Linked DNA regions of Homo sapiens: region 1 is linked to region 2. The links are chromatin contacts, found by Hi-C or POLR2A ChIA-PET in ENCODE. All regions are on one chromosome and are shown on one strand. Each heading gives the region's core, a stretch centred on a gene start or an enhancer-like site at or near the end of the contact. The rest is flanking DNA. Distances are from core to core; before and after follow the strand shown.

Region 1 (7,500 bases), core at 3,253-5,752, 37 kb before region 2:
GCACAACAGGGTGACTGTAGTCAATAATGACTTAATTGTACGTTTTAAAATAACTTAAAGAGGATAACTAGATTGTAACTCAAAGGATAAATGCTTGCAAGGGTAGATACCCTATTCTCCGTGACGTGCTTATTTCATATTGCATGCCTGTATGAAAACATCTCATGTACCCCATAAATATAGACACCTACTATGTACCCAAAAACATTACAAATAAAAAAATAAAATAAAGAAAGGTTTGGGCTTTATTTTACCAAAAAAGCACATCAACATAAACTGGTTTTTCTCTCTTGTGATTTCCCTTTGAAAGCTGTTTAAATCTGTCAGCACACGTAAAGGTAATCACAACTGATGTTTGCGAGACCACATGATGGTTTACAAAGCTGTTGTCACATGTTTGATCTGATTTAAGCCTCAGTTCAATCTTTTGAGGGAGGTGCTATTAGTGCCCCATTTTCCAGGTGAGAAAACACGGACAGAAAGCCTCTCAGGTAACATTCCAGGATCATCTTGTGAGTGAAAAGTGAACTGGTGCATTGATCTAGATTTTCTGATTCCAAATCTCCAGCTCTTTCACTCTGTTTCCCATACCTTGATCTAGACATTTGTAATAACAGCTCTGTGGTTTATAAACAAAGCAGGAGAAATAATTTCAGGGTGGTGGAGGGGGGAAGGGTCTTAGTTTTAAGGAAAGAGGCTACATAAAATAGAAAAAATATATTCTCACATTTGGGAATCTGTACTAACTTAATTATCAGTCTTTCAGTTCAAGATTTATGTAGAAGGAGATTTATTTCAATATTATTTATAATTGTTAAGATCAGAATAATGATCTAAATATTTAGCAATAAAGACTGTGTTACTATGTAATAAAGTCTGTATATACTCAATATTACATAGATATTAAAATAAAGTACAAAGTATGTATTACTGAATATTATATAGATACTAAACAGGAAGTTTTTAATGGCATGGACTCCTGCTTGCCATATAAAAAAGAAAAAAATTAGTCAATAAATTGTATTTACTAGATAGTATATGATTGGAAGGAAATATGCCAAAATATTGGCATTATTTCTCTTTGCATTAAAACATTATTCAATATTATTTTCTTTATTTTTTGTGATACTTTCTCAGTTTTCTACAAATTAGTATTTTACTTTTATAATGTAAAAGGCAGTTTCTTTAATAAAAATAGAGAATCAAAGAAAGAAACTGATTTTGAAGCTCAGATCATATTTTGGCTTCCCCATTATTATCTGTGGAAGATCAGGCAAATTTCTTATTTAGGCTTTAGTTTCCCATCTGCAAAAGGAAAGAATGAGCACAAATTTCAGCATTACATTAAATTAACTTAGGTGCTGTGGTATTAACAGAAATCCCCTGCACTGTCTATGATTTCTGAATGGGAATTTTATAAATCCAACATATGCACACCGAGTATTTGTAGGTCCTAGGCGTAAATTCCTGACAGCTCCAGAGTTCCGGTATAAGTGAGGTTTTGGGGCAAGAATCTGGTTGGAAGTTTGGTGAGGGCAGGTCAGGGGCTTGTCCAGAGGAGTTGCCTGGCACTTTAAGTAAATTTAAGAGAATGTCATTTTGCCATATCATGATGATACGGTTTGAATGTTTGCCCCCTCCAAGATTCATGTTGAAATTTAATTGCCATAGTAACAGTATTTAGAGGTGGGACCTTTAAGAGGTGATTAGGCTATGAGGGCTCCATCTCATGGGTGGGATTGGTCCCTTTATAAAAGGGCAAGTTCAGTCCCCTCAAGCCCTCTCTGTCATCCTATTGCCTTCTGCCCTGTAATGACATGGGAAGAAGTCTCTCACCAGATGCTGGCACTGTGATATTGGATTTTTCAGCCTCCAGAACTGCGAGCCAATATATTTCTGTTCATTGTAAGTTACGCAGTCTCAGGTATTTGCGTGCAAACTGTTTGGAAGACTCAGAAAGTATTTGTAATGAGAGCTTTCCTAGCAAAAGCCCTCTGTATGCTTGGCAACTTTAAAATGTTCCTTTTCAGATTGGATGCAGTCGGAATATGGGGATATGTTAGCTATGTTCAATTTTTTCCCAAAGTCAGAAACAAATGTCCTAGCATCACAGAGAACTGACCCCTTCTCAGTAACCACTCCCCACCCCCTTCCCCTGGCTCCCTCATATTTTAATGCTTCCTGGTGGAAAATTTGGTAAATTCCTTGCCTCAGATGTAATGCTGAAGATTACAACAATTACAAAAAGAAGTGTTTAAACCAAAGTTCTTTTAAGGATAAGATTCTGAGGTGTGAATCCCACACTGAACTATTTGAAAAGCAGGCATCTTTTGCTGGTTGAAGGTGAATGATTCATTCATTCATTTATGAATCCATCCACCAAACCCATATGGAGTGGCTTCCATGGGCCAGCATTGTGCCTCTAGGACTTTTCACCATCTTTAAGACAACTGGGCCATTTTCACATCGTCTCTCAACAGGGCAGCAGAATAGGGATTACTGTGACTCAAATATGTGTATTCAATTACTTAAGATACTCAAGGCAGTATCCCTTGGCCAAAGCAGTTTGACCTTCAAAATCCCAGTATCCCTATTTCTCAGCCTGAAACTGGTCAGAGGTATTATATAAGTTTTTCCTGCTGCCAAAAACCATCTTGTCTTCATGTAATTTATTGAAGTTTTCACAAGAACTTATTATTTTCTGATGGCTACACTAGATAATCTGGAGATGTGAGATGAACAAAACTTTCTTTTCTCTGTATGAGGAGCTGCTGAAATGAAACAAAACAAATAAAGAAAACACACTGCCCAACTCCCTCCATTCCTAAGCATGTGGTTTCTTTGTAGAGAGCTAGATTTCCAGGATTCAAAATCCAGGATCGCTTCTTCTAGTGCTGTGAACTGGGACAAGTGCCTTAATCTTCCTGTGCCTCAGTTTCACATTTCTAAAATAGAGAGGAAGCTAATTATACTAATGCCTAATAGACTTTCCATTGTAGAGATTAAATATCTTAATTCATGTATCGTGCTTAAGATAATACCTAGATGTCCCCGAAGTAAATATTAGCTACTGATATCATTTATTTATCTCCGAGTCAGCATATTACTCAACCTCAGCAATGTTCAGTGAGCACATGCAATCGCCAGGCACTGAACTCTGAACTGAATAATTCAGTGTTCCTAAAGGAAGTGGGAATACAGTCAGTTAATGGGCAAGAAAAAGAGACAAACATGTATTAGTTCAATAAAAGCAGTGGGAGAAAGAACATCAAAGCATTCATCACAGACTGAAGAAGCACGTTGATCTTTCCTTCTCCCACGGACAAGGGCTTGATTTTTGGAATCACAGTTGTCCCACTTTGAATCTCTCTTCTTCAGGATCCTTCACGCCTTTTAAATTAAGAAATGAACATTCTCCAGCTCCACAATGTCATAAATCAACCAAAAGATCAAGTTTATGGACAGTTCTATAGTAACACCCTCAAAACCAAAGCATTGCTCTTTATGGTAAAAAAATGGAAATCATTAAAAAGAATTCTACAACAGGCTTGGATGCCAGCCTATGCCACTTTGAGGTTCTGAGGATTCAGACTCTGTAACCAACAGAGAAAGAAGATCGTTTTTGAAGATAGCAAAGAGAGCAAAAAAGTGCCAGTGTTAGCATAAAAACTGTTCATGTCTCTTTTATGCTACTTCTTTCTAAAAAGCTGTGCATCTTTATATGAGGCACTTACCCTCTCTGAACTTCAGTTTCTTTCTCTGTTCAATTAGATATGATACCTATTCTGCTTATCTTAAAGGGCCGTTGTGAGGCTCAAAAGAGACAATGAAAGTACAAGTATGGTTTTAATGCAGAAATCTGTTATTAGGTTAGTAATAGTGTTAATGCCATTAAAAGTAATGGCAAAAACAGCAATTACTTTGGTACCAAGTTAATATTATTATGATAATTGTGATTTTATAATGAGTACAAGATTTTCTATGTTCTCCATAGGAGCTATTCCAGCTGGATCCATTGTGTCACACAGAGAAAAACATAACCTTTCTTCTTAGCTACAGAACCATATAGAATGTTGGACTGAACATAAAGGGATTCTTCTGTTGGCTCACTACTTACCTATCTGTTTATAATGTGCTTTGAGATCCTTGAGATCTACTTTATTATAAGTGCATGTGAGTGCAGCTATTTTTATCATGGGCTGATTTGCTCATTATGATCAGGGCCGATCTGCTCCCCAGATGGGTTCATTTAACTTGAGGCACACCCTGGCTCTGTGTGTATGAACACTGTGTAAACTGCACTCCCATTTTTCCCAGGGCAACTGTTCTGAAGTGCTGCTTTATAATTTCAACAAAGTTTGTTTGAAAAACACTCAAATTAGCTACTGGTGCCTTGGCTTAAAAGAGTCTCATTGTCTCAAAGCAGACATTCAGGAAGGACTGCTTTAGCTGTGCTGACAGCCTGCTATTGGCTAGCCCTGATCCTGCCATGGGCAGGATTCAAGTGGGGCAGTGTGGCCTTGTTTTCACACAAACTCAAAGCAATCATTTACTTCTGTGGTCTCAGCTGCTGCCTTATCTCATGGGGGAAGAGGAGAAACAGAGGCCTGTTCTCAGGAACACCCAAAACGGTGCTCAACTAGTCAAGTAAGAGACAGGGAGTGGTGGAGGAAAGAGCAGGGGATTAAATTCCAACATCCAGGAGGGCAGGGATTTTTGCCTGTTTTGTTCATCACTGTAGAGTCTGGCATAAAATTAGGTCCTTGCTAAATATTTGCTAAGTAAATGAATAATGCACGAATGAATATCTCGGGGAATGGGACATCGTTTTAGGTTTGCCAATGACCTTTAGCTGGTCTCTTAGGTACACTATTGGTAGAAAGAAATTGAAGAGAAGAGACACTCGTGATGCATTTGCCATGCATCCCTCATGTTTACATACCTCTTAATTTTACTTAATTCTCACAATAGTAGTGTGTGATAAGTGTTAATGCCATTTCTCTCAAAGGAGAAATCAGGTTCAAAGAGAGGAAATCTCATGCAAGGAGTTAGATAGCTTAAAAGGTGTGGAAATGAAGATGGCTTCTTCAAATTTTTCCCTAAATACTCTCTAATATTTAAGGAAAATAAATGTAAGCTCTAGGGTTCAAGCTTCAAGTGGCTTCAAGTGACTGGTTGATGCAGTTTTATTTTAAAACTTCATGGCTATTTTGCTTCCTGCTCAGTAATATCCAGTTTAGCCTCACTTCAATTTTGGGAAATGCCGTAAGTTTATCCTATAGTTTCATGAGGTCCTTGGCCCATGGTCCCTCAGTCTTTTAAGAACAAAGTAATTTGGTTTAATTTTCCTCAGCATTTTATTTTTTAAAATTTCAAACCTAAAGTGCAAGAATAGGGAAGTGAATACTTATCTTTCTATCATCTGGATTCATGAGTTTTCAGAATTTTACCATGTTTGCTTTATTTATTTCACGTTGCATGTGCTATCAGTCAATCAATCATTTATCTCTGTCATTATTCATTTCTGTCCATTCATCCTTTGCTCTCTATCCATCCATCTATATTCATTCAGTTCAACTATCCATCCATTTTTTTTTCTGATTCATTTGAGAGTTCGTTACTGACATTGTGACACCTCACCCCTAAGCACCGTAGAGTGTATTATTTTTTACTGATAATTAATATCCATGATATTCATTGCATGGATATCTAGGACATGTATCTTCAGGGTAAGTTTCTAATGTGAAATTGCTGAGTCAAAAGGTGAAAATGTAGGCAGTTTTGTTCTATGGCCCTCCATAGGGGTTGTATAATCTTATACTGTCAGTAGCAATGTATGAGTTTCCTGTGATGAGGCTTTGAGCTTCCCGTGAAGCAGAGCCCAGTCTTGCCATATTGAAGCTGGGTATATATTGTGTTGTATGGTATCTTTGGGGGCACAGGGATGCTTGCCACTTGGCACTGTGGCCTTGGATGCTTTGGGGAAGTTTGCCATGCTGAATCAGCAGTCCTGGAAGAGACTGCTGGAAGTAGCAGCACATATGGTTGAAGATTGCCACTTAAAAATAATTTTGTTAAAGCCAGTGATAAAATCATCTTTTCTACCAGCGTAGACTGCTCCCATCACCCTGTCCTTGGAATACCACTGCCCGTGTTACACCATGTCCTGGCTGGGTCCCTGCCAGATCCCAGAAAAAACCTGCCTAGCCTCAGACTTCTTCTATGTGCTCAGAAATCAAGTCTTGAATTCTTCCAGGGACCAGATGGTCTCCAAGAACTTTAAATGTGTCTGTGTATTCAGGGATTTCTTGTAGTCTTAATCTGTTCTGAGTACGCTGAAAAAGAAATAAAGTTACTGGCTGGGCGCGGCGGCTTGCGCCTATAATCCCGGCACTTTGGCAGGCCTGGGCAGGCCAATCACGAGGTCAGGAGATAGACCATCCTGGCCAGCATGGTGAAACCCCTTCTCTACTGAAAATACAAAAATTAGCTGGGCGTGGTGGCATGCACCCGTAGTCCCAGCTACTCAGGAGGCTAAGGCAGGAGAATTGCTTGAACCCGGGAGGCGGAGGTTGCAGTGAGCTGAGATCGTGCCACTGCACTCCAGCCTGGTGACAGAGCAAGACTCCATCTCAAAAAAAAAAAAAAAAAAAAAAAAAAAAAAAGAAAAGAAAAGAAAAGAAAGAGATAAAGTTACTTTAGGCCAGTAAATGTCCATGTAGGTTCAGTCTATGAAAACGAGCCCAATTTCAGTGTGCAATCCACCTTTCTTTTTTCTTACGGCACCTTATTTGGCATTGGTATGTATAGTAAATAAAGAAAAAAACCAATGTCAGAGTTTGAAGAGCCACCTAGTTTTACATCTCGCTTTACAAGAGACAACTGGTGATCAGAGAAGGTAAGTGACTAGCCCGAACTAAGACGGCAAGTGAGTGGGAAAAGGGGGTACCATGTGTCTTTTCTTATGGGGTTGTTATGAGTAGTAAGAAAATGCATTTAGCTTAATGCCTGGCACAATGAAAGAACTACTGAATGCTAACTGGTAAAAAAATAGCCTTGTGTAGCAGAACGATCAACAGTGATAAGGATGACCACAGAATGAAGATGAGGCATCTTCTATTATTTCTTTTCTTCTGGTACCCTGAGATCCTTAAACAATAAAAGGGCAGTGGTTAATACCAAAAATACTTGATTTGAGAACTTCTTGCCAACATTTGGAGTCTGGAACTGGATTTAATATGATTTAGAAAAAATAGAGAATCTATTCCCTTATGGCTGATGGTAGAAGGTAAAATTTTCAAGGAATTTAGAATAAACGGATGTGGGAACAGCGAAGGAATTTGGAAGAAGCTGGATCAAGAAAGAATAAGGGCGCTTTAGAGAGTTGATGCTGTCGAGTTCAGAAAATACATGAAAATAGCCTGAACTACTTTAAAAACTGGTCTTTAGTTGTACTGTTTTGCTTTCTGCTTTGAGACTGGACCACATCGTCATTGTCAC
Region 2 (6,698 bases), core at 3,249-5,748:
AGATTACTAGAGCTGGAGGGTACTGTCTGGTGAGGAGAAAATCTGTAAATGAGGCTAAAGAAATAAAGGAGTAGGGCCTTGATCATGGAAAAGGCTCTTGGTTGTTTCCCAGGTGAGATGGGAGCCCTTGAGCCCTTGAGCACAGGAAGGACCTGGTCTGATTTCAAGAATCATTTGTTTGCTGTGCTGAGAATTGATTCTCTCTACTATTCTAGGAGAAAAGTAGAAGCAGATAAACCAGTTAGGTTACTGTCACAATAATTCTAGTGAGAGAGATATTAGTAGCTTGGGATTGGGTAGCAGCAAGAGAGAGTGGGAGAAATAATTAGATATGGATATATTTTGTAGTAGAACCACTCAATAGCATGGATTGGATGTGGGGTAGAAGAAAAATAGGAAAATCAAGGATGTCTTCAAAATTTGTGGATTAACTAGAAAAATGGAATCACTATTAAGATGTGGAAGGCTTTAGGTGCGTTAGGTTAAGGGAAAGATTAGAAGTTGGTTTTTGCACATATTAATTTTGAGATGCCTATAAAACATCCAATAATTATTTGTTGAGTAGGTATTTGGAGTCTGACTTTAAGGGACAAGTCTGAGCTGGACATATAAACTTGTAAATCATCAGCACATAGATGGTTTTGAAAGGCATGAAACTAGATGAGATCATCAAGAGGGTGAGTGTAGACAAAACAAAAATGTAATAACATGGCTGAGCATTTTTTAGCATCCCAGGCCTTTAAATCCAGCTCTCAGCTGGAGATACCACTTAGGTATCTCCAGGCATCTCAAATTTAACAGGTCCAAAACTCAGTGCATTATCTGACCTCTTTCAAAACTTGCTATGTAAGCACAGTACTGATATTAAGTTGAATGATTATAGTAGGCTCTATTTTTTGAGTGCTTACATGTCTGGCATTTTGCTAAGCACTTTACATGCATTATTTAGTTTAATCCTTACAGTATCATGTTAAGTAGATATTACTATTTTCTTTCTATAGCAGATAAGAAAAGCGAGGCCAGAAAGTTTGAATAAATTGCCCAGGGACACACGACTAGTAAGCGGTGAAGTTTGATGGTAATCCCAGGTCTCTTGAATCCAGACCTTATATTTATAACAACCAAGTCATATAGTATCTTGATATTCAGGAAAAGTAAGTCTAGAGACTTTCCTAAATTTTTAGTTTTGTAACTTGTTTTGCATTATGGGGTTCTTTGATAATCTGATGAGAACTATAGATAATTCCCCTGGAGATATGCACATATGGGAAGAGAGCTAACACTTTGTATTCAATTTCAAGGTTCAATAGACACCTTCAGATCCATCCATGGACCTTGTCCACTTAAATATCAGTGGGACCTCCACAAAAAAATTTCTGCATCATGTCCCCCCATAATTTCTCTCATAAATGGCAATTTCTCTTTTAGTAACTTACTAAAAAATTTAATTGACCTTTTTTTAGGCTTTCATTTATTTACTTTAAAAGATATATATTCAGACAGGTAAATACTATAGACTTGTATAAACCTCATTTCTACCCTACCTCTATTCCTATCTACTCTATCCCATCCCCCAAATCTCATATTGAAAATGATGTAGTACTTTTCCTTAGTTCAGCTAAAGATGGGGTCTTGTCCCACGGCCAAGAAAATTTAGGCTTGCAGATGATTTTAAGGGTGAGTGAGGTAGGGTTTCACTGGGGGAAAAGGAAAAAAAGGGGAACAGAGAATCTCTGCAAGGCCAGAGTTACTGCTAGTGTGCTTCCTGCCTGTCAGCTTGAATCCCAGGTTCCACACAGGAAGATGAGGGGCTGCAAATGGTGCAAACTTCTGTGACTATATCCCATTGTACATTCCTCCTAGTACGCAGGCTGATTGGAAGCTCTGCCAGGGAGTCCTTCTCACCTGGCTGTCCCAGCAACAACTTCTATTACTTCCTTTAGTATCTGTCCAGTGTTTCTTTAATGTAAATATAGGCATGAATTTAGTTGTTGGTCCCCACTCCATCTCTTTCTTATATAAAGGTAACACAGTATGCTCATAATCCTTTGCTTTGCTTTTATTAATATATCCTGGGTTTCTTTCCAGATCAATAGGCAGAGAGCTTCTTCATTCATTTTTAATTGCAATCCGTCTACCAGTCTCTTATGAATGCACATTTGGGAGCTTTCTAATTTTTTCTCCTTTAAACAATGCTGCAGTGAATAACTAACAAAAGTCATTTTGAACATATGCAGGAATATCTATCAGATAAAGTCCTAGTAGTAAGATACTACTAGATACAAGTCAAAATGTAAATGCATTTGCATTTTTTAAACCATTTCTCAAGGCATTATTGCCATATGGAAAGTTGTATATATTTAATGTATTCATCTCAATAGGTTTTGGAATAAAAGCACACATCAATGAAACCATCGCAATCATCCAGGCCATAATTATATCCATCACCTCCCAAAGTTTCCTTCTGCTCTCTTTATTATTATTATTTTGTGGTAAGATAAAATAATAACATAATGTAAAATCTACCCCCTTAGCATTTTAAAGTATACAATACAGTATTGCTTGCTATAGGCACTATGCTATATGTTGGATCTCAGGTATTAAATTCTCCTGCATAACTGAAACTTTGTCCCTTTAACCATCACTCCTCATTCTCCCCTCTCCCCAGCTCTTGGCAACCACCATTCTACCCTCTGCTTCTATGAGTTTGACTATTTTAGATTCCACATATAAGTGAAATCATACAGTGTTTTTCTGTATCTGACTTATTTTACTTAATGTATAACCATGTTGCCACAAATGGCAGAATTTCTCTCTTTCTTAAGGCTGACTAATATTCTGTTGTACGTATATACCACATTTTCTTTATCTACTCATCTGTCAATGGATAAAGAACAATGGATATTTCGCATTTATAATTTTGATAGATATTACACAATTGCATTCCTTAGAAGTTGAAACATACTGCACATTCATTATAGCAATGTGAGAGAGTGCCTGTTTCTCTACAGTTTCCCCAGAAGCTGGTGTATTATTAAGCTTTTGAATTTTTACCAAATAGGTGAGAAATGCTATTTCTGTGTAGTCTTAATTTTCATTGTATGAGAGGGATGAGTATCTTTTCATAAGTTTAGGGCTGCAGTTACATTTCTTTTTCTGAGAACTTTCTGTTCTCTACTTTTCAGTTGGTTCTTTGGGCATTAACATTTCTATAAATATAAGACTAAAGTAATGGATAAAGTTACTAAAATAAAGAAGACTATTAAAATTTATTTCATGTGGCATTGTTGAAGCATTTTTATTTAATTTTATTTATTTATTTTACTTTAAATTCTGGGACACATGTTTTATCTGGGATACATGTTTTAATACATGAAAAAATACTGGCATTATTATTCTTTCCTTTTTTTATACTGTCAATATACCCTCACTAAGTTCTTATTGTTCTCTCTTGGCATCATGGGGGTTTTCCTAAATGGTGAAACAAGTCCAGCTTAAAATGAAGACTTCAGCATTGTCCTAAAGAAGATGAGTCACTTTTTACCTGCTTTAACCCAGAAGCTCATCTGTCTTGGGGATATTTGTGTGCCAAAGCACTTTCATCTACTGTAGATATATGCTGTCTGTGTTGATCATTTATTTTGGTTTCTAACCTCCTCTGCAATGGGCCACTTTGGCTTTTCAGTTCAGGAAAAACATAAAAACAAAAATATCTGATAAATCAGGAAAGTCAGTCAATGTTCTTTGTTTGATTATATGAAGCAGGGAAAACAGCCCTTAAAATTCTCTTACCAACTCAGTGGTAAACTTCTACTCAATAGTAAACTTGGATTAGACAAGCTCACTAGAACATTTTACTATGTGTAATTTAAGAATGTGTATTGCCAAGTTTCTGACTTTGTCCTGAAGTACATTTCTACTAAGAACCATTTGTTTTCCTGTGCTAATCCTGGCATGAAAAGTAAATCACCTTTTCAGATTTCACTACTGTTGTATCTCTCACTTGACAAGTAGCTTTTTCAGCGTTGGCAATGCTCCTGAAATAGTTCTATTAAATTTTTCTCCTATTTCTGTGTAAGCAGCATTTGAATTTATTCAACTTGTAGATATAAGCTTTTACTAAATTTGATTTTCCATTTTTACATTACAGCAAATCTTTTGTTTTCAATCTGAGAACGATTACTTTTACTCTTTATTATTCTTTGCTTCCATCTCCAATACCAGAAGTTGGCTTTCTTTTCAAGGCCATTTAAAAAATCACCCCCCCCCACCCAAAAAGAGAAAAAGAGAGGTTCATAAGAGAGGTTATGTGAGTTATCATATTCACACTGAATATAAAACAACAAAGCCTCATACTTACGGGCAAATGGTTAGGCTCACTCATCAGCTCAGTGATTCCCCCTTGTATAGAATGTAAGATAAAAATTTATGATACAAGAAAATTAAAGATGCCTGCAGAGGAAGTCTGGCAAGATTGCCTCCAGGTCCTTAGTATACTAAGGGAGTATGTGTCTAAAGACCCTAAACCTTAAAATATGATGTGCTCATCCTCACAAACTGCCAAATGACAACGGGCCTTTTATTCCTATAAACTTCCATTATCCTGCTACTGATGTAAAGATGAATTTCATGTTAATCATTAATGTCTCTATTTGTGTCAGGAGCCTCCCTGTCTAGACATTTTTTAGCTGGAGGGATAGCGGCTGCAAATTAGCCATGCAGTCACGCAGCACAGAAGTTCCGTTAGCGTAATGAACCTCTTGGGACTGGGATTGAGAACTGCAGGGACAGCAGCATCTCTGTGTGTCCCCTGCTGCCACTCGCCATTTTGGTAGAGTCAATACGATGCCTTTTTAATCACAATTTTGTTTCAACACATTTTGATCTGTTAATGGGCATTCATATGTCTTTGGTGAATATCTTGCTTTTTAAAAACATTTTCAAAGGAAGAAACTGTTTTTTACATTTACCAAAAGCCTATTAAGTGCAAATTCAAAGTGCCTATTTTCCACCTGTCCTCTGTTATTTTCTAGCACTCGCAACTTACAGGAGCCACTCACTTTTCTACTTTAGAAAAATTTTTCTTCTCATTTCTGCCCATACCTTCCCTGATCTCTCTTGTCTTTTGGTATTTCTCCCCTCCATCTGATGAGCTGCTCAGTTGTCATACATTTTCTGGTTTCAGCTCCCCGGAGAGGGCGGTTTATTTTCCACTCCGATTTTCTTGCAAGGGTCTGTTCATCCCACTTCTGACCTTTCTTTTTTGGAGACAGAAAAAGGAGGCATAGCATTAAATTGACCACGGCTAAATGTTTTGCCTGGACTGGGGAGCTGAGAAGAGAAGGCTGTAAATCTAGATATGAGGACTGTTTTTGTTCATCACACTCTTGCCATGATCAATCTTTGTGTATTCTTGTGGAGTGACATCCATGCCTAGTTTGCTTCTGTAGCCTTTTATTGAATTGCGAGCTTATCCCTGATGATTCTGGAATTGCTGGGCAGAGTCTGGCTGAAAACATTATCGTCCCTGCAAAAACCCTGGGCTGCGAAATAGTTTTGTTTAAGAGTAGATTTGTTAGAATTAGGCTTCCCTCTCCATGACCAGATTCTTTGCTATGAGCAGGAAATGAAATAAAGAGGAAAGCAGCCCTAGATATTTATCTCTAACTCCACTGTATTGGGATTTAGTCCATGTTTTCTGGGCTTCCCGATCAGAGGGTGAATGTAAATCACTGCGTAACTCTGACCATTCCTTTCTGTGCTGTGTGGGAGGAAACCTGGGGCATGCGGTCTCCAACATGCACTCAGGCTGGCTGTGGTGGGGATGGCATTCACTCATTAACACTTGCAAGGCCCTCCTTGAGGTTTGCTTCTCAGTTCTGCATCCTGTTGTACATGAGATTCACCTTCTGTGTTCCCAAGTCATGTTTACATTCAAGTAGCATTTGGCTCCTTGGCATAGGGATAATTCCCACCCTTATTTAATGAGTCCTGACTATATTGCTGAATCAAAAACTCAGCTTACTTGCTTATGAACTTCCAAGCATTATTGTTTTTGTGGTGGGAAAAAAGACGTGCTGGAGTGCTATAGTGGTTTTTCAAGTCAGGACCTGAATTGTTAAACTGTCATCCAAATCCTAGTTGTAGTCCACCCTGATATACATTGTTTCTAGGACAGTGAGTCAAGCTTTTAGAGAAGCAGCAATTTTAATGGATTCAAGTCCATCAACAGCCCTCAGGAGAAGGCTTGCAAAATATCCCCGAGATATCTCTGGATATGTGTGTCTTTGTGCTGCCTGCTCTGTGTTCCTCCCTTGACTCAAAGTCCTTTCCATTTCTACTGCTGGAGAGTTTACCATGCAAATCCTGCAATCTGGGTAGAAAGCAATTTATGCAAGTAGGCTCCAAAGCTTGGTATGAGGCCAATGCCACACGAGCAGGCGAGGCTCAGAGTGTCCAGTCTTAACCATTGCAAAAGATCAAAAGTGTGTCTGGAAGTGGTGGGTTCTTGGTCTCACTGACTTCAAGTATGAAGCTGCGGACCCTTGCGGCGAGTGTTACAGTTCTTAAAGATGGTGTGTCCAGAGTTTCTTCCTTCTGGTGGGTTCGTGGTCTCACTGGCTTCAGGAGTGAAGCTGCAGACCTTTGCGGTGAGTGTTACAGCTCTTAAAGGCGCGTTTCGGGAGTTGTTCGTCCCT

Evidence for each region. Hi-C counts contacts between places; a loop is a spot of excess contacts on that map. ChIA-PET counts read pairs that join two places held with the same protein, here RNA polymerase II (POLR2A). Pooled maps may share reads with other maps.
Region 1: a map of Calu3 shows a loop between it and region 2 (4-fold over the local background). The contact joins the enhancer-like site here to the promoter of LINC02735 in region 2. A Hi-C loop is called at or near these places in 1 of 168 maps with a recorded cell type or tissue (Calu3) and 1 of 50 pooled maps. POLR2A ChIA-PET finds 5 or more read pairs at or near these places in 2 of 52 experiments (MCF 10A and activated CD4-positive, alpha-beta T cell).

What each region holds. Positions count from the first base shown.
Region 1 is chr11:56,882,278-56,889,777 of GRCh38, reverse strand. No RefSeq gene overlaps it. Among named protein-coding and RNA genes, the nearest start is that of LINC02735, 38 kb to the right of the region's middle. Within about 2 kb of position 4,502, at least 8 of the 41 ENCODE cell types and tissues checked have a DNase peak (open chromatin) inside an H3K27ac peak, as active enhancers do.
Region 2 is chr11:56,846,278-56,852,975 of GRCh38, reverse strand. It overlaps LINC02735 (long intergenic non-protein coding RNA 2735), which reads right to left and starts at 4,498. Exons shown (of 3, transcript NR_110137.1): 1 at 4,361-4,498.